Regions from separate parts of the Homo sapiens genome. Here region 2 is linked to region 1. Evidence: read pairs that join two places in POLR2A ChIA-PET (ENCODE). Cell type or tissue: PC-9. All regions are shown on one strand. Links, peaks and the distances in the headings refer to the core of each region. The heading gives the core; the rest is flanking DNA. Region 1 has its middle 8.8 kb from the start of SLC1A5. Region 2 overlaps ARHGAP35 (Rho GTPase activating protein 35).

Region 1 (8,324 bases), core at 46-8,045:
CCTCAGGATGAAAACCACTCTTCAGCTAGGCATCTGTCCGCTTGGTGATTCATTTATTCATTCATTCAACAAACCACATCCACAGAATAGAAGACTGAGAGACATCAAATAGAAGGAGACGGATGCCCATGAGCTGACATGGGATCGTTGTGATGACTCATCTGGCCAATATTTATCAAACACTGAGAAAAACAGATGAGGAGCCGGGAGCAGTGGCTCACTCCTGGAATCCCAGCACTTTGGAAGGTTGAGGTGGGTGGATCTCTCAAGGCCAGGAATTCAAAACCAGCCTGGCCAACATGGTGAAACCTCATCTCAACTAAAAATACAAAAATTAGCGGGGCGTGGTGCTACCTACCCGTAATCCCAGCTACTCGAGTGGCTGAGACAGGAGAATCACTTGAACCTAAGAGGCAGAGGTTGCAGTGAACCAAGATTGCACCACTGCACTCCAGCCTGGGCGACAAAGCATGAAAAGAAAAAAAGGCAAAGAAAAACAGATGAGAAAAACACGAGCAAAACAGATGAAAATCCCTTCTCTGCTAGCACTGATATTCTAGCAGCAGGACACGGTCAATAAATACTAAACATAATATGCATGTAGGCTAAGTGGGTTATCTGGCTTGTAACTTATTGTCACAAAGCAGAAAGTGCTGTGGAGGGAAATATATATGTATGTATGCATGCATTAGGAAAAGTGAGGAATTAGATGAATGAAGGGTAAATTGCAATAATAAATCAGGCTGGGATCAGTGGTTCACAACTATAATTCGAACACTTTTGGAGGCCAAGGCAGGAGGATCACTTGAGCTCTGGAGTTCAAGGTTATAGTGAGCTGTGATCGTGCCACTGCTGCACTCCAGCCTAGGGAACACAGTGAGACCTTGTCTCTAAAAAAATAAAAATTAGGTGGTCACAAAAGTATAGAGGGAGGCCAGGCACAGTGGCGCACACACTTGTAATCCCAGCAACCTGGGAAGCTGAGGCAGGAGGATCGCTTAAGCTCAAGAGTTCGAGGCTAGGCACAATGGCTCATGCCTGTAATCCCAGCACTTTGGGAGGCCGAGGTGGGTGGATCATTTGAGGTCAGGAGTTCAAGACCAGCCTGGCCAACATGGTGAAACCCCACCTCCACTAAAAACACAAAAATTAGCTGGGCATGGTGGTGGGTACCTGTAATCCCAGCTACTCAGGAGGCTGAGGCAAGAGAATCACTTGAACCCAGAGGACGGTATTGCACCACTGCACTCCAGCCTAGACGACAGAGTGAGGCTCCATCTCAAAAAAAAAAAAAAAAAAAAAAAAAAAAGAGTTTGAGACCAGCCTGGGCAACATTTCGAAAGCTCATCTCTATGAAAGAATACAAAAATTAACCGGGCGTGGTGATGCACGTCTGTGGTCCCAGCTACTCAGGAGGATGAGGTGGGAGGATCACTTGAGACTGGGAGGTTGAGGCTGCAGTGAGCAGAGATTGCACCACTGCACTCCAGCCTGGGTGACAGAGGGACACCCTGTCTCAAAAAAAAAAAAAAAATAGAAAGGGGAAAATCAAGGTGCGAGAAAGTGTGTATAGAATGGGGAAAAGCAAATGAACACAGCATCTGTTTTATTTTTTAATTTTTTTAATCTTTTATTTTTATTTTATTTTATTTATTTATTTATTTTTGAGACAGAGTCTCACCCTGTCACCCAGGCTGGAGTGCAATGGCGTGATCTCAGCTCACTGCAACCTCTGTCTCCCAGGTTCAAGCGATTCTCCTGCCTCAGCCTCCCAAGTAGCTGGGACTACAGGCGTGTGCCACCATATCCGGCTAATTTTTGTATTTTTAGTAGAGACGGGGTTTCACCGTGTTGGCCAGGATGGTCTCGATCTCCTGACCTTGTGATCTGCCCACCTCAGCCACCCAAAGTGCTGGGATTACAGGCGTGAGCCACTGCACCCAGCAAATTTTTTATTTCTATTTATTTATTTTTTTGAGACAGAGTCTCACTCTGTCGCCCAGGCTGGAGTGCAATGGCACAATCTTGCCTCACTGCAACCTCCACCTCCTGGGTTCAAGTGATTTTCCTGCCTCAGCCTCAAGAGTAGCTGGGATTACAGGCACCCGCCACCAGACCCAGCTAATTTTTTTTGTATTTTTAGTAGAGATGGGGTTTCACCATGTTGGTCAGGCTGGTCACAAACTCCTGACCTCAGGTGATCCACCCACCTCAGCCTCCCAAAGTGCTGGGATTACAGGTGTGAGCCACCGCGCCCAGCCAACAGCATCTCTTTTAAATGCATTGACTATTCAAGAATTTGCAGAAACTGCTAAAAGGATTTGCTTTCAGGAAGGAAAGCTGTGGCTTTACAGTTCGGTGCCGGGACCCTGAAATCTGTCATCTTGACCTTGGATCTCACTTAGCAGCTGAAAGATCTTGGGCAAATCATTCAACTCTCCTGTCTCAGTTTGCCGGGCTGTGCAGTGGGGATCACTGTAGCTTCTGCCTTGGAGATCACGGAGGGGTGAGCAGAGTTCATGTGTATGGAGTGCTTTGGTTGGTGCCCGGCAAATCACAACCCCATGGTATTTTAAGTTATGACGACTTTTTGCAGATAAATATTATAAAGAACGGAAAAGAAAGAAAGATTTCTTCTAGGCTGAGTGCGGTAGCTCACACCTGTAATCCCACCACGTTGGGAGGTCAAGACAGGTGGATAGTTCAAGTCCAGGAGTTCGAGACCAGCCTGGGTAACATGACAAAACCCCGTCTCTACCCCCAAATATACAAAAATTAGCCGGGCGTGGTGACGCAGGCCCGTAGTCCCACCTATTCTGGAGGCTGTAGTGAGAAGATCGCCTGAGCCTAGGAGGTGGATGTTGCAGTGAGCTGAGATCGTGCCACTGCACTCCAGCGTGGGAGACAGAGTGAGACCCCATCTCCGAAAAATAAAATAAAAGAGAAAAGAAAAGAGATCGCTTCCAGTGCATACCCCGGGCACAGATTCACAAGCTGGGAGCTTTTCCCCTGAGGACCCAGGGACCACTGGACAAAGGGAGGCCTGAGAGGCCCCTGAGGGACCCAGCAGCTGGTGACCGGGCTGCGGTGTGGAAGCTCTGGCAGCCCTCCAGGTAATCAGCGCCCCAGGGTTTGGACAAGAGGCCCAGGCCAGTTGGGCAACTTGAGCACAGGCCAGGCTCAGCCTAGTCACTGCCCACCCACTCTAGGGCTAGAGGTGCCAGACAGGGGGATGTTGGAGGGAGGAGGCTCCAGGACTCAGGAGACCCCAGAATCCTAGACCCTTCAGGGAATGTGGGGTGGGTCTAAGCCAAGAGGGCATGGTTTGAGGGTTTGGATGATGTTGCCTGGAACGCCTCACACCCTGCCCTCCCGCTTCTTAGAGAGGAAAATATACCAGCTGGTCTCAGCCGGCTTTCCTCCCCCTAAGCCAAACCTCCTACCCAGATTCTGATTTCATCATTGGAAAAAAAAAAAAAAAAAAAAAAAAAAAAGGCCTGGGGCTCCAGGAAGGGGGTGAGAGAGACCAGGAAGAGGCTGGATCCCACAGAGCAGAGAGGCCCTTTCTGGCCTCAGTTTGCCACCTAGGAAATGGCTTTAGGTCTTGTCTTGTATTGTCTTGTCTTTTTTCTCTTTTCTTTTCTTTTCTTGAAACAGTTTTGCTCTCTCGCCCAGCCAGGAGTTCAGTGGCGCAATCATAGCTCACTGCAGCCTCAAACTCCTGGGTTCAGGCTATCCTCCTGCTTCAGCCTCCTGAGTAGCTAGGACTATAGGCACACGCAAACATGCCTGGCTAATTTCTTAAATTTTTTTGTAGGGGCCGGGAGCGGTGGCTCACGCCTGTAATCCCAGCACTTTGGGAGTCCAAGGCGGGCGGATCACGAGGCCAGGAGATCGAGACCATCCTGGCTAACACGGTGAAACCCCGTCTCTACTAAAAATACAAAAAATTAGCCAGGCGTGGTGGCGGGCGTCTGAAGTCCCAGCTACTCGGGAAGCTGAGGCAGGAGAATGGCGTGAACCCAGGAGGAGGAGCTTGCAGTGAGCTGAGATCGCGCCACTGCACTCCAGCCTGGGCGACAGAGCGAGACTCCCTCTCAAATAAATAAATAAATAAATAAATAAATAAATAAATAAATAAAAACAGTAGGACAGAGGAAGCAATCAGATATGCATTAGTCTTAAATGAGCAGAGGGATGACTTTCTACCTGTGAAGACGAGCTATCAGTTTATGTGACCAGGGTGAAATTCAACAGAACTGTTTTAGGGTAAAAATCTTGAGGCTCACAAGGAATTTCCTTGTGGGCAAATTGTGAGGGAGATATGTAGCTTTTTTTTTTTTTTAATCTTTGTAGCTATCTTATTTAGGGATAAAATGGGAGGCAGATTTGTCTGACATAGTTCCCAGCTTAACTTTTCCCTTGGCTTAGCGATTTTGGGGACAGACCCAAGATTTATTTTCCTTTCACATAAGAAAAAAAAGCAGGCCAGGCACAGTGCCTCATCCCTGTAATCCCAGCACTTTGGGAGGCCAAGGCAGGTGGATCACCTGAGGTCAGGAGTTCAAGACCAGCCTGGCCAATATGGTGAAACCCCATCTCTACTAAAAATACAAAAATTACTCAGGCTGTGGTGGTGCATGCCTATAATCCCAGCTATTTGGGAGACTGAGGCAGGAGAATTGCTTGAACACAGGAGGCAGAGATTGCAGTGAGTCAAGATCATGCCACTGCACTCCAGCACTCCAGCCTAAGTGACAGAGCAAGATCCTGTTAAAAAAAAAAAAAAAAAAAAAGATTCCTGGACTGCTAGAATCTGCATTTAATAAATACCCCAGGAGGTTGTGGGAGGCTTAAAATTACATGGGTTTATTCTCTGAAAAGTCCAGAGATTCCAGCCTGGACAACATAGCAAAACCCTGTCTCTACAAAAATGCGAAACTTAGCCAGGCATGGTGGCTCATGCTTGTAGTCCCACCTAATTGGGAGTCTGAAGCAGGAGGATCATTTGAGCCCAGGAGGCAGAGGCTGCAGTGAGCCAAGATCACATCATGGCACTCCAGCCTGGGTGACAGAGCAATACCCTCTCTTAAAAAAAAAAAAAAAAATCCAGAGAGTGAAGTTCGAAATGGTTTCACTGGGCTGAAACCAAAGCGTTAGCAGGGCCACGCTCTGTTAGGAGGCTCTAGAGGAGAATCTACATCCTTGCCTTCTCCAGCTTCTCGAGGTCATCTGTGTTCCTCGGCTCATGGCCTTTTCCTCCATCTTCAAAACCAGCAGCATAGAATCTTCAAATCTCTCTGCTTCCATCATCCCACTGCCTTCATTCTCTTCTATGTCAAATATCCTTCTGCCCCTCTCTTATAAGGGCACTCGGGATTAATTTACGGCCCACCCAGTTAGGCCAGGATCATCTCTCCATCTCAAGATCTTTTATTGACTCACATCTGCCAAGTCTCTGTTGTCATTTAAAGTAATATTCACAGGTTCTAGGGACCAGGATATCTTTGAGGTTTATTAGGCAGCCAACCACAGGAGCCATGCATGGATACAGGGTATGTAAATTCATGGGACTGGTTGGAGATTCACTAGGAAGTGAGTATAGTAGGGCCAAAGAAAACAATGGGTTCAATATGAAAGGCTGAAAAGACAAGAAAACCTAGCTACTTGGGAGGCTGAGGCAGGAGGATTGCTTGAACCCAGGAGATCAAGGCTGCAATGAGCTATGATTGGGCCACTGCACTCTAGCCTGGGCAGTGTAGTGAGACCCCATGTCTACAAAAACATTAAAAAAATAGATAGGTGTGGTGGCATGCAACTATAATCCTACCTACTCAGGAGGCAGGGGCAGGAGGATCACCTGAGCCCAGGAGATCGAGGCTGCAGTGAGGTACGATTGTGCCACTGAACTTCAGTCTTAACACACACACACACCAGAGTGCATTGTAAAAGTAATTATTATTTTGTGAAATTTTTGCTTAATTTATATACATATTTGCACACATACTGCATTCCAGGTAAAATATACATCTAGCTAGGGTGTGGTAGCTTGCACCCAAGTCCCTGCTAGTGAGAGGCTGAGGTGGGAAGACTCCTTGAGCCTAGGAGTTCAGACCAGCCTGGGCAACACAGCAAGTCCCCATCTCTAAATTAAATTCCTTGAGCTCAGAAATTGGAGGCTGCAGTGATCTCACCACTGCATTCCAGCCTGGGCAACAGAGCGAGACCCCATCTCTAAAAATAAAATAAATATGCTAGGCACGGTGGTTCACACCTGTAATCCCAGCACTTTGGGAGGCCAAAGCTGGCAGATCACTTGAGGTCAAGAGTTCGAGACCAGCCTGGCCAACATGGTGAAACCCCATTTCTACTATGAATACAAAAATTAGCCGAGTGTGGTGGCAGTCCCCTGAAATCCCAGCTACTCGGGAGGCTGAAGCAGGAGAATCACTTGAACCCGCGAGGCGGAGGTTGCAGTGAGCTGAGATCACACCACTGTACTCTAGTCTGGGCGACAGAACGAGACTCTGTCTCAAATAAATAAATAAATAAATAGATAAAATAAATAATCATAAAATAAATACATGAAATGTATACATCCTGTTGTGGATCAGGTGTCTCTAGTTCAAAATTACTTGAGAAACACTGGTGTGCCAAGCCTTCTGTGGTCCATGAGTCTCACCACGTCACTCCTTTCCTCACACATTTTTTTTTTTTTTTGAGAGGGAGTCTTGCTCTGTCGCCCAGGCTGGAGTACAGGGGCGCGATCTCGGCTCACTGCAAGCTCCGCCTGCCAAGTTCAAGCGATTCTCCTGCCTCAGCCTCCTGAATAGCTGGGATTACAGGCGCCCGCCACCATGCCCGGCTAATTTTATTTTTGTACTTTTAGTAGAGATGGGTTTTCACCGTGTTAGTCAGGATGGTCTCGATCTCCCAACCTCGTGATCCACCCGCCTCGGCCTCCCAAAGTGCTGGGATTACAGGCGTGAGCCACCGCGCCCGGCCTCCTCGCACATTTTTCTCTTCATTTCTCCAGAATCTTCACATTTCCACTCAGGAATCTGCTGAGTCCACCAGTCTGGGTCACGTGTCTCCCCAGGCTTCCCCCAGGCCCCTGGACTCCTAATCCCAGCCCTGGCCACCCTGAGTGGTCAAAGTCTGGGGACCACGGTTTGCCACCTCCATTGGACTGAGGGTGGGGGTTGGCTGTCTCCACCTCCACTGTGTCCCAAGCACGGCCCTGCCTGGGGCCAGGCACACAGAAGGGTCTTCAGGAATGTGGGTTGATGCTTTGCTTTCAGAAATAGGAAGGAGGACCGGGAGCACTGGCTCACCTCTGTAATCCCAGCTACTCCAGAGGCTGAGGCTGAAGGATCATTTGAACCCAGGAAGTGGGTTCAAGTGACTCCATCTCAAAAAAAAAAAAAAAAAAAGGCTGGGCTCAGTGGCTCATGCCTTAATCCCAGCACTTTGGGAGGCGGAGGTGGGTGGATCACCTAAGGTCAGGAGTTTGAGACTAGCCTGGCCAAGACGGCGAAACCTCATCTCTACTAAAAATACAAAAAATTAGCCGGATGTGGTGGTGGGCGCCTGTAATCCCAGATACTCAGGAGGCTGAGGCAGGAGAATCACTTGAACCCGGGAGGTGGAGGATGCAGTGAGCCAAGATCACACCATTGCACGCCAGCCTGGGTGACAAGAGCGAAATGTCGTCTCAAAAATAAATAAATAAAATAAAATAAAAATTAAAAAAATTAAAAAGTAAATTAAATTAAAAATAAAAAAGAGAAAGAAACAGGAAGGAAAGGAGGAGATGTCAGGAGCGTTGCACATTCCAGCCTGGGGAACTGGAGAACAGCCCTGCCCTTCTCTTCCTACCTCCCTGATTGTTTATTTAAGAGCTGGCCTGTCTGGGCGGCTCAGCCCTGTCTCCCCCAGCTGCAGGGTGGCAGGCCCCAGTGGCTCCTGGTGCAATTGTAACTCAGGGCCGGGCGTGGTGGCTCACACCTGTAATCCCAGCACTTTGGGAGGCCGAGGTGGGCAGATCACATGAGACCAGGAGTTCCAGACCAGCCTGGGCAACGTGGTGAAACGCCTTCTCTACTAAAAATACAAAAAATTAGCCGAGCGTGGTGGCAGGAGCCTGTAGTCCCAGCTACTCGGGAGGCTGAGGCAGGAGAATGGCGTGAACCTGGGAGGAGGAGCTTGCAGTGAGGCGAGATGGCTCCACTGCACTCCAGCCTGGGCGACAGAGCGAGATTCCGTCTCAAAAAAAAAAAGGTAACTCAGGTTTCTGAGCCTTGAAGCCCAAAGCTGGGGTGGCA
Region 2 (8,324 bases), core at 207-8,206, 210 kb after region 1:
GGTGTGTGTGCACATGTGAGTGTGAGTGTGTGTGGGCGCTTGGTGGGGGGTTGGGGACAGCTGGAAGGTGCCAGGTGCACTTGGGGTTGGGGTTGGTGTGTTGGGTGTTGAAGTGGAATCGTTTCATCCCAGCCATGGAGGCCACCAGCAGGAGTGTTCATGGGGATGTGGGCGAGGTGGGGCACTTTGAAGGAATGGCGGTCTGCTGGTGCCCTCGAAGGGGCATCCTTCCTGGTCTTCGCTGACCCAGAGGCGCTGTGCCTGCATATCATCCACCACCACCCTAGCCCAGCCTTCCCACTGCCCCAGGAAAAGCTCTTCTCCTGGCCACCTCTGCCCCCCAGCACCTCAAACTTGCATGGCTGGGCTGTGGCCTCTGCGGCCAGGAAGCCTGACACTAGGCACCCCCCAGGCGAGAGCTAGTGGGGTGCAGAGGGCCCCATGCCAGACAGCCCTTGGGGCTCGTTGCACTTTAAGAAATAGGATCTGTGGTGTATTCCAGGGGGCCTGATGGACACCTTTCCCGGGCGTCTGCAGCTGCCCTGCCCGTGCCCGCCTGCAGTGGTTGGAGACGGGAGTGGCCCTTCGGCTCCCGAGCTCCCTCTGGGGACGGCTGGCTCACTGTCTCCAGTTCTCAATGGCCAACGAAGGTGCTTGGAAACACCTAACCTTGCAAGTTTTACCGCCTTTTGAGGAACACAAATCGGAGAACAAACCCAGGGTTCAGGCGTGTTTTCTGTGAATGTTGGATGATGAATTTTTGTCTCTTCTGGTGGAGCTGTGCCTGGCCCTGTAGGCCCAGGGTTGGCTGGAAGGTGACATCTGTGTTTCGTTTTAGCTGAGGTTGGCAGAAACGTTCCCAAACTCCCCCAGCCCTGGACCCCAGCAGATGAGGAAACGGCCCCATTTACTGACCCCGCCCCCTTTTCGAGGTTATGCTCACCTGGTCAGCTCCTCACGTAATTGGGGGTGGAGGGAAAGCATGGTGGTGCCCTGGGCCGTCCCTGTGTGAACGCAGGCAAAAGCAGCCCAGTCCCCCTCACTGCTTGAGCTAACACTGCCACCTCTTTTGTGTGAGCACAAAAGCCACGTCCCAAGCCACCTGGCCCGATTCCACAGATGTATGTGCGGCCAGTGACTTCCCCAGGAGTGTGGAGGGGGTGGTGAGGAGGAGCACCTGGGCTCTCTACCCCTCTCCTCACAGAAGTACCTGAAACTAGGTCTGGGGCACTCCCAATGCAGCGCCTTGTCAGCCAAGGTGGGCAGGCAGGGACTGTGGCAGCTTATGTCCAAAGGGAGCCCCCATGCACAGGAAGCCACAGGGTTCCTCTTGTTTCCCCCGCTAACTTCAGCCTCTCATCTGCTGCTCCGGGCTGAGGGACTAGAGGACATCTCGGTCGTTTGAGGGGCATGGCCAGTCGTGGCAGGCCGGCCTTCAGCGTCCGGTCAGGGAAGCGTGCAGCCCAAATGGGCACTTGCATGGGAGCCACAGAGGAGCGTCCCTGGGGATTGTTGGGACCATGCTGCCCCCACTCCCGCTTTTGTTGGGGCTCTAAGTTCTGGAAGGTGTGTGCACAGAGGGTGCTCATGGGACTCGCATGCAGCTCTCAGCACTGGGTGGGAGGGCGTTGGCTTGTCCAGAATGGGGACGTGGGGCAGCCACCCCTGCCCAGCGAGAGCGCAGACACCGTGTGAGGGGACAGCAGCCCTTGGTGCAAAGCCAGAGACTGATCCTGGCTCTGACGGCTGAAGAGGGAAGACCCAAGGCTGGGTGGCGTGGCTCGTGAATCCACTTAGAATTCTTGGCTTGTGTCGCATACTGGGTGTCACGGCACACATTTACTCTGCATTGTCCCCGTCTTTCCCATCGCCTAGCGTTTGGGGAGGAACAGGGAGAGAGCTTCGGGGCGTCTGTCTCCGTGCTCTCCTGCCTCCACCGCCTTGGTTTTGCTTCCTGCTGGAGGCAGGGCACCTGCTGCGACCCAGATTCTTCTGCAGGATGTGTCTGTCTTTGTCACGGTGGACAGAGGGTGACATCATAGGAGCAGCTCGCTGGCCAGAAGGGGATGGGGGCATCCCTGTGCCTCACTCAGCTCCTGCTGCTCTTAGGGAAAGGAGGCCTGGGTCAAGCCAGCATCCCCTTGGTAAAGACCCCCGCAGGCCACCAGGCATTCTGGACACGCACACACACACACACACACACACACACACACAAAACTTCACAGCAGGCCAGCTGCAGTGACTTGTCATCAAGAGTCACCTCAGCTGCGCCCCCCTCCCATCCTTTCCTATGAGAAGCCACTGCTTTGGGGGCGCCGGCTAGAAAAAGTAGGGTGCGGTGGCCAGGAGGGCCCCTGCCGCGCGGGGGGCTGGGTCTGGTTGAGTCGCTGCTTTCCCGAGGGCAGCGCAGGGATCCGGGGAAGCTGCGGCAGGGAGCGGGCGCCGGCTTCGTGGCTCTGAGGTGTAACGGGGGTGGGCTCCCTCCCTCGGAGGACATCGTCTGTGTCCAGGTCAGAAAGTGGCCCAGGAAGGGGGCAGTTTCTGTCGCGGGTCCGGTGGGGGCGCGGCCGCGGTGCGGTCGGTGCAGCGTGGCCAATGCGCGGCGCGCGCGGGGGACAGAGCAGGAGGCGGTCTGTCACCTCGGCCACTGCTGACCTGGGCTGGCCTCCCCCAGCCCTCCCGTGGCGGAGCCGGCAGCGATGCTACAGGCCTAAGTTATTGTTTGCATAAAAAGAATCATGTTCCCTGTGTACATTTAAGAAAAAAACAAAAAAACGGAAATGTCAGAATTGTATGGAAATAAAACTTGTTTGAAAATTTGGAATAGTGCTGCTGCCAGCTTATTTTTCTGGTACTTGTATTTTCACATGTTAAATGATCTTTATATATGTTGAATTAACAAATATTTTGAGTTTCTGAGAAAAAACAAAACATATTAATGGTATTGAAATGTGTTAGTAGTCTGGCTGTGTGCCCAAAATTCTGTTTCGCAGCAAAAGTGAAGACCTGTATGTAAAGAAAGTATAACAATTATTTCTTTGTATTTTAGGGGCTTTAACCGGAACATCGTCTAGCTGGTGTTAGGAATGTTTGCTTAATTTCCAGACTTTTTTTTAAAAACACATCGTGGGTTTTTTGAGGCTCCAACCTGATTAGTGCATGGTCAGCCCTCAATGAAGGCTGAGGCATCTCTGACTGAGGTGTTTTTGTTTGGTTTTGTTTTTTAAAATCATGTATTTGCTACAAAGTATTGTACTTGTCTCAATGGGAATGGTGTAAAAAACAAAAGGCCTTATGTGATCTGTATCATAGTTAATAAATGAATCTTGTAAAAAACCAAACCTGAGAGAAGTGAAGGGGGGCCTCCTCCTTACCGGGCCAGTGCAGCACACACCAGGGTTTCACAGGCTTAGGCGCCCGGGGGGGGAAGCAGGAGGCTCCCACAGGAGAGGCCTCGGCCAGCACGAGCCCCCCCTCCCGGCTCTCACCTGCTTTCCTCTCCAGCACAGCTTCCCAGAAGGCCGCGTCATTCCTGTGGTTTCTCAGCATCACCTAAAGTGCCTCCCACAAACCCCCATGGCCGCAGGAGCTGCAGGCAGGCGTGGGGAGGGGATGCCAGAGGTGCCGCTCCTGACCTTCCTTCCCACTCCCCTCCGGCCTGAGGCCACGCGGGTGGTACCGGGAGTCAGATGCCCCTGTTCACTTCCTGGGTGAGTTCCAGGGGCAGGGTCATGAGCAGGCTTGTGGCCAGGAGGTGGCCGACCTCAGACCCTTCTCAAGGGAGGGGTCAGGGCTGAAGTTCTGAGAGGGGAGAGCCTAAGGTCACACTCACTCCCTGGTGCTGGCCCTGGGGTCAGAGACCCAGGCTCTATGCCAGAGTTAGCCACCGTCACCACCGTCATCCAGGACAGCACCTCCAGGGACGGAGGTGGGCTGCTTCCCAAAGAAGCCTTGCCACCAAAAACACCTCCTCTCTGCTCACCCCCTAAAAAACTCTCGTTAGGAATATCTTCCTCTTTCCAGTCTCCCAGGCTCAAGTTTGCTCTATCCTTGGCCCCCTCCTTACTTACCCCTGACTGCTTCTAAGATCCCAAATGTCACTTGAGCGTGACTCTGCTGTTCCCTCTGCCTCCATTCTAGCCTAGACCTGAATTCAAGCTCACTAGACTCTGATAGACACCCCCACACACTGAATGGCCCCCCTGCCCTCAATATTCATGGCAGAAGAGTGAACTATTCAGCATACAAGATGCATCCTTCCCTGCCTGTGCCCATAGCAGACATGGCTAGCTGATCACCGCACTCTGCCACACCCCTCTCCAGGCAGCCACTGCCAATCAATAGGGGCTGGCACCAGAGATGACGTCTGTTTGCCACTGCCTCAGCCAGGCAGGCAAACAAACGGAGATGCCTACTGACCATAGCCCAGGCTCCTTGGCATCCATGCAGAACCCCACGCTCTGTCTGGATCCATCCTGCTCTTCTCTCCCACTCCTCTAACCCAACTCCCCAACATCAGTCAAAATTAGTCTTTTTTTTTTTTTTTTTTTTTTTTTTTTTTTTTGACAGAGTTTTGCTCTTGTTGCCCAGGCTGGAGTGCAGTGGCTCGATCTAGGCTCACTACAACCTCCGCCTCCCCGGTTCAAGGGATTTTCCTGCCTCAGCCTCCTGAGTAGCTGGGATTACAGGCATGCACCACCACACCTGGCTAATTTTATATTTTTAGTAGAGACGGGATTTCTCCATGTTGGCCAGGCTGGTCTCGAACTCCTGGCCTCAGGTGATCCGCCCACCTCAGCCTCCCAAAGTGCTGGGATTAGAGGCGTGAGCCACCTCGCCTGGCCGAGTCTCATTCTTTTGAGTGCAGCTGGCTGCTTTCTGCTTCCAGATCCTTGCTTTGAGCACTTCCCTCTGCCTGAAATTCCTTCCATCCACCCTTCCCCAAACCTCTAGCCTGCCCATCAGATCCTACCCTGTTCTTCAAAGCCAGTCTTTCTCCAGAAACATCCCTGACCCTCTCCACTCACGGATTCACCCTGCAGCTGGGATTTACCTGCTGGGGGTTTATGTCACTCCCCGTGAGCGCTCCAGGGTTTCTCCTTTGTTTTTTTGAATTAAATCTCTACATCCTCCTGGTGTGCAGTTGGTACTCAATGTGTGCTGACAGAAACCTGTCTTCTCTATTTTTTTTTTTCCTTTTCTTAGTCTGTTGTCCAGGCTGGAATGCAGTGGCACAAACACGGCTCACTTCAGCCTTGAACTCGCAGGCTGAAGCAATCCTCCCACCTCAGCCTCCAAGTAGCTGGGACTACAGAGGCACATGCTACCACATCTGGCTTTTTTTTTTTTTTTTTTTTTTTTTTCAGAGATGGGATCTCGCTCTATTGCTCAAGCTGGTCTTGAGCTCCTGGGTTCAAGCGATCCTCCTGCCTCGACCTCCCAAAGCACTGGGATGACAGGCATGAGCCACCATGCCCGGCCTGTTCCTCCCTTCTTTGGGCAAAGGCTGAGCCATCTGGGGGCCCCGCTCTGTGCTAAGCTGGGTTGAGGGAGAGACCAGAACCAGATAGGCAGTGGGCTCTGGGTGCTGACTGGCCAAGGAGTGTCTTTTTTTTTTTTTTAGACGGAGTCTCCCTCTGTTGCCCAGGCTGGAGTGTGATGGCGCGATCTCGGATCACTGCAACCTCTGCCTCCTGGATTCAAGTGATTCTCCTGCCTCAGCCTCCCGAGTAGCTGGGATTACAGGTGCCGCCACCATGCCCAGCTAATTTTTGTATTTTTAGTAGAGATGGGGTTTCACCATGTTAGCCAGGATGGTCTTGATCTCTTGACCTCGTGATCCACCCGCCTCGGCCTCCCAAAACGCTGGGATTACAGGATTACAGGCATGAGCCTCCATGCCCGGACTTTTTTTTTTTTTTTTTTTTTTTTTTTTTTGAGACAAAGTCCTGCTCTGTCGCCCAGGCTGGAGTGCAGTGGTGTGATCTCAGCTTACTGCAGCCTCCACCTCCCGGGTTCAAGCAATCCTTCCACCTCAGCCTCCCAAAGCACTGGGAGGGCAGGCGTGAGCCCCTGTGCTCAGCCTTCTCTCGCTCTTGCTCTTCAAGACTTGTGTGCTTTCTAAACACGAGCCTCACAACCACCAGCACCCACGTTGAGAGCTTTGGGGGGCAGCTTCGCGGCTCCCAGATAGGCCACCCCAGGAGGCCCAACAAGATGCCTTATGCGTGGTAAGCCTTCATTCGGTTTTTCGAACGCGGTGGTCTCAACCTTGCCCTTGACCTGCCCCATCTGTAAACCACCCTCTCCCACGTGACTCCAGCCTAGACCTCCGCTGCAAGCAAAACATCATATCCACCTGTCTATGACACTCTACTTGGGGACTCCACTGTGACACACCCACAGCCAAACTCCTGACCCTTTCTCCAAACAGGTCCATTCCCCAGGATCCCCCCCTCAAGCCAGAGAGAGACCCTGGGGGCCCCCTTGGGGTGTCTCTCTCCCTTCCAGTCAACCAGGTACAACTCCCAGTTCCATTTTGCCTTCCAGCACACTCCCCTTCCTGCTCCCTGCACCCCAGCCCTGTCTGATCTCACCAAGACATCTGCCCTCCATGCTCACCCACTCCCATCTCCATGAGGGCAGATCAGATCTCACATCTAGCCATGTGTCTCCTCCCGTAACATCCTCCAGGGATCTCCAATGCCCTTAGAGGAAGCCTGAACTCTTCCACAGGGTCCCACCCCCGACCCCGCCCACCTCCCAGGAGCCTTTCCTTGCACTCTGGTCCAGATACTCCAACTCCCCTGGGGCCTGCCCACCTCGGGCATTTTGCAGTATTGTCCCCTCCTCCTCCAAGACTGTCCTCCCTTGAGGCCATCCCACCTTGCTAACTTTCTCCTGGTCCTTCAGATTTCAGCTCCTCAGACTCCTCCACAGGGAAAGCCCTCCCTGACTCCCCCAGCCAAGATGGGTCTCTTTGCTTTCAGATGAGATCGAGTGGGTTCAGGGTGTATGGCCGTAGACTCTCCGTGCTTTCAAAGGAAAAAAATAAGTTCTTTCAGAGTACTTTCTGAGCTGAGCATGGTGGCTCATACTTGTCATCATAGTGCTGTGGGAGGCCAAGAGAGGAGGATCACCTGAGCCCAGGAATTCAAGAACAGCCTGTTCAACAAAGTTAGACCTTGTCTCTACAAAACATTTCTTTTTTTAATTAGCAGCTTGGGGCCAGGTGCAGTGGATCACGCCTGTAATCCCAGGACTTTGAGAGGCCGAGGCGGGCAGATCACCTGAGATCGGGAGTTCAAGACACAGCCTGAGCAACATGAAGAAACCCCGTCTCTACTAAAAATACAAAATTAGGAGCTCTCCCTCTCCGTCTCCCTCTCCCTCTCCCCACGGTCTCCCTCTCCCTCTCTTTCCACGGTCTCCCTCTGATGCCGAGCCGAAGCTGGACAGTACTGCTGCCATCTCAGCTCACTGCAACCTCCCTGCCTGATTCTCCTGACTCAGCCTGCGGAGTGCCTGCGATTGCAGGCTCGCGCCGCCACGCCTGACTGGTTTTGGTGGAGACGGGGTTTCGCTGTGTTGGCCGGGCCGGTCTCCAGCCCCTAACCGCAAGTGATCCGCCAGCCTCGGCCTCCCAAGGTGCCGGGATTGCAGACGGAGTCTCATTCACTCAGTGCTCAATGGTGCCCAGGCTGGAGTGCAGTGGCGTGATCTCGGCTCGCTACAGCCTCCACCTCCCAGCCGCCTGCCTTGGCCTCCCAAAGTGCCGAGATTGCAGCCTCTGCCCGGCTGCCACCCCGTCTGGGAAGTGAGGAGCGTCTCTGCCTGGCCGCCCATCGTCTGGGATGTGAGGAGCCCCTCTGCCTGGCTGCCCAGTCTGGAAAGTGAGGAGCGTCTCCGCCCGGCCGCCATCCCACCTAGGAAGTGAGGAGCACCTCTTCCCGGCCGCCATCACATCTAGGAAGTGAGGAGCGTCTCTGCCCGGCCGCCCATCGTCTGAGATGTGGGGAGCGCCTCTGCCCCGCCGCCCCGTCTGGGATGTGAGGAGCACCTCTGCCCGGCTGCGACCCGGTCTGGGAGGTGAGGAGCATCTCTGCCCGGCCGCCCCGTCTGAGAAGTGAGGAGCCCCTCCGCCCGGCAGCCGCCCCGTCTGAGAAGTGAGGAGCCTCTCCGCCCGACAGCCACCCAGTCTGGGAAGTGAGGAGCGTCTCCGCCCGGCAGCCACCCCGTCCGGGAGGGAGGTGGGGGGGTCAGCACCCCGCCCGGCCAGCCGCCCCGTCCGGGAGGTGAGGGGCGCCTCTGCCCGGCCGCCCCTA

Evidence for each region. Peaks named below come from ENCODE experiments on the same cell type or tissue, not always from the same donor. Only the 100,000 strongest peaks of a DNase experiment are listed, where the experiment ranks them.
Region 2: POLR2A ChIA-PET joins it to region 1 with 10 read pairs; 6 of 35 experiments call an interaction of 5 or more read pairs at or near these places.

Annotation. Positions count from the first base shown.
Region 1 is chr19:46,793,210-46,801,533 of GRCh38, forward strand. No RefSeq gene overlaps it. Among named protein-coding and RNA genes, the nearest start is that of SLC1A5, 8.8 kb to the left of the region's middle. In PC-9, for the core only: no CTCF peak of the experiment used is centred there; DNase peaks (open chromatin) are centred at 142, 3,162 and 3,472; H3K4me3 peaks cover 631 bases; H3K27ac peaks cover 1,880 bases.
Region 2 is chr19:47,001,737-47,010,060 of GRCh38, forward strand. It overlaps ARHGAP35 (Rho GTPase activating protein 35), which reads left to right. Exons shown (of 7, transcript NM_004491.5): 7 at 1-3,341. Among named protein-coding and RNA genes, the nearest start is that of NPAS1, 14 kb to the right of the region's middle. RefSeq lists enhancers at 725-1,470, 1,471-2,217, 3,691-4,269. In PC-9, for the core only: no CTCF peak of the experiment used is centred there; no DNase peak of the experiment used is centred there.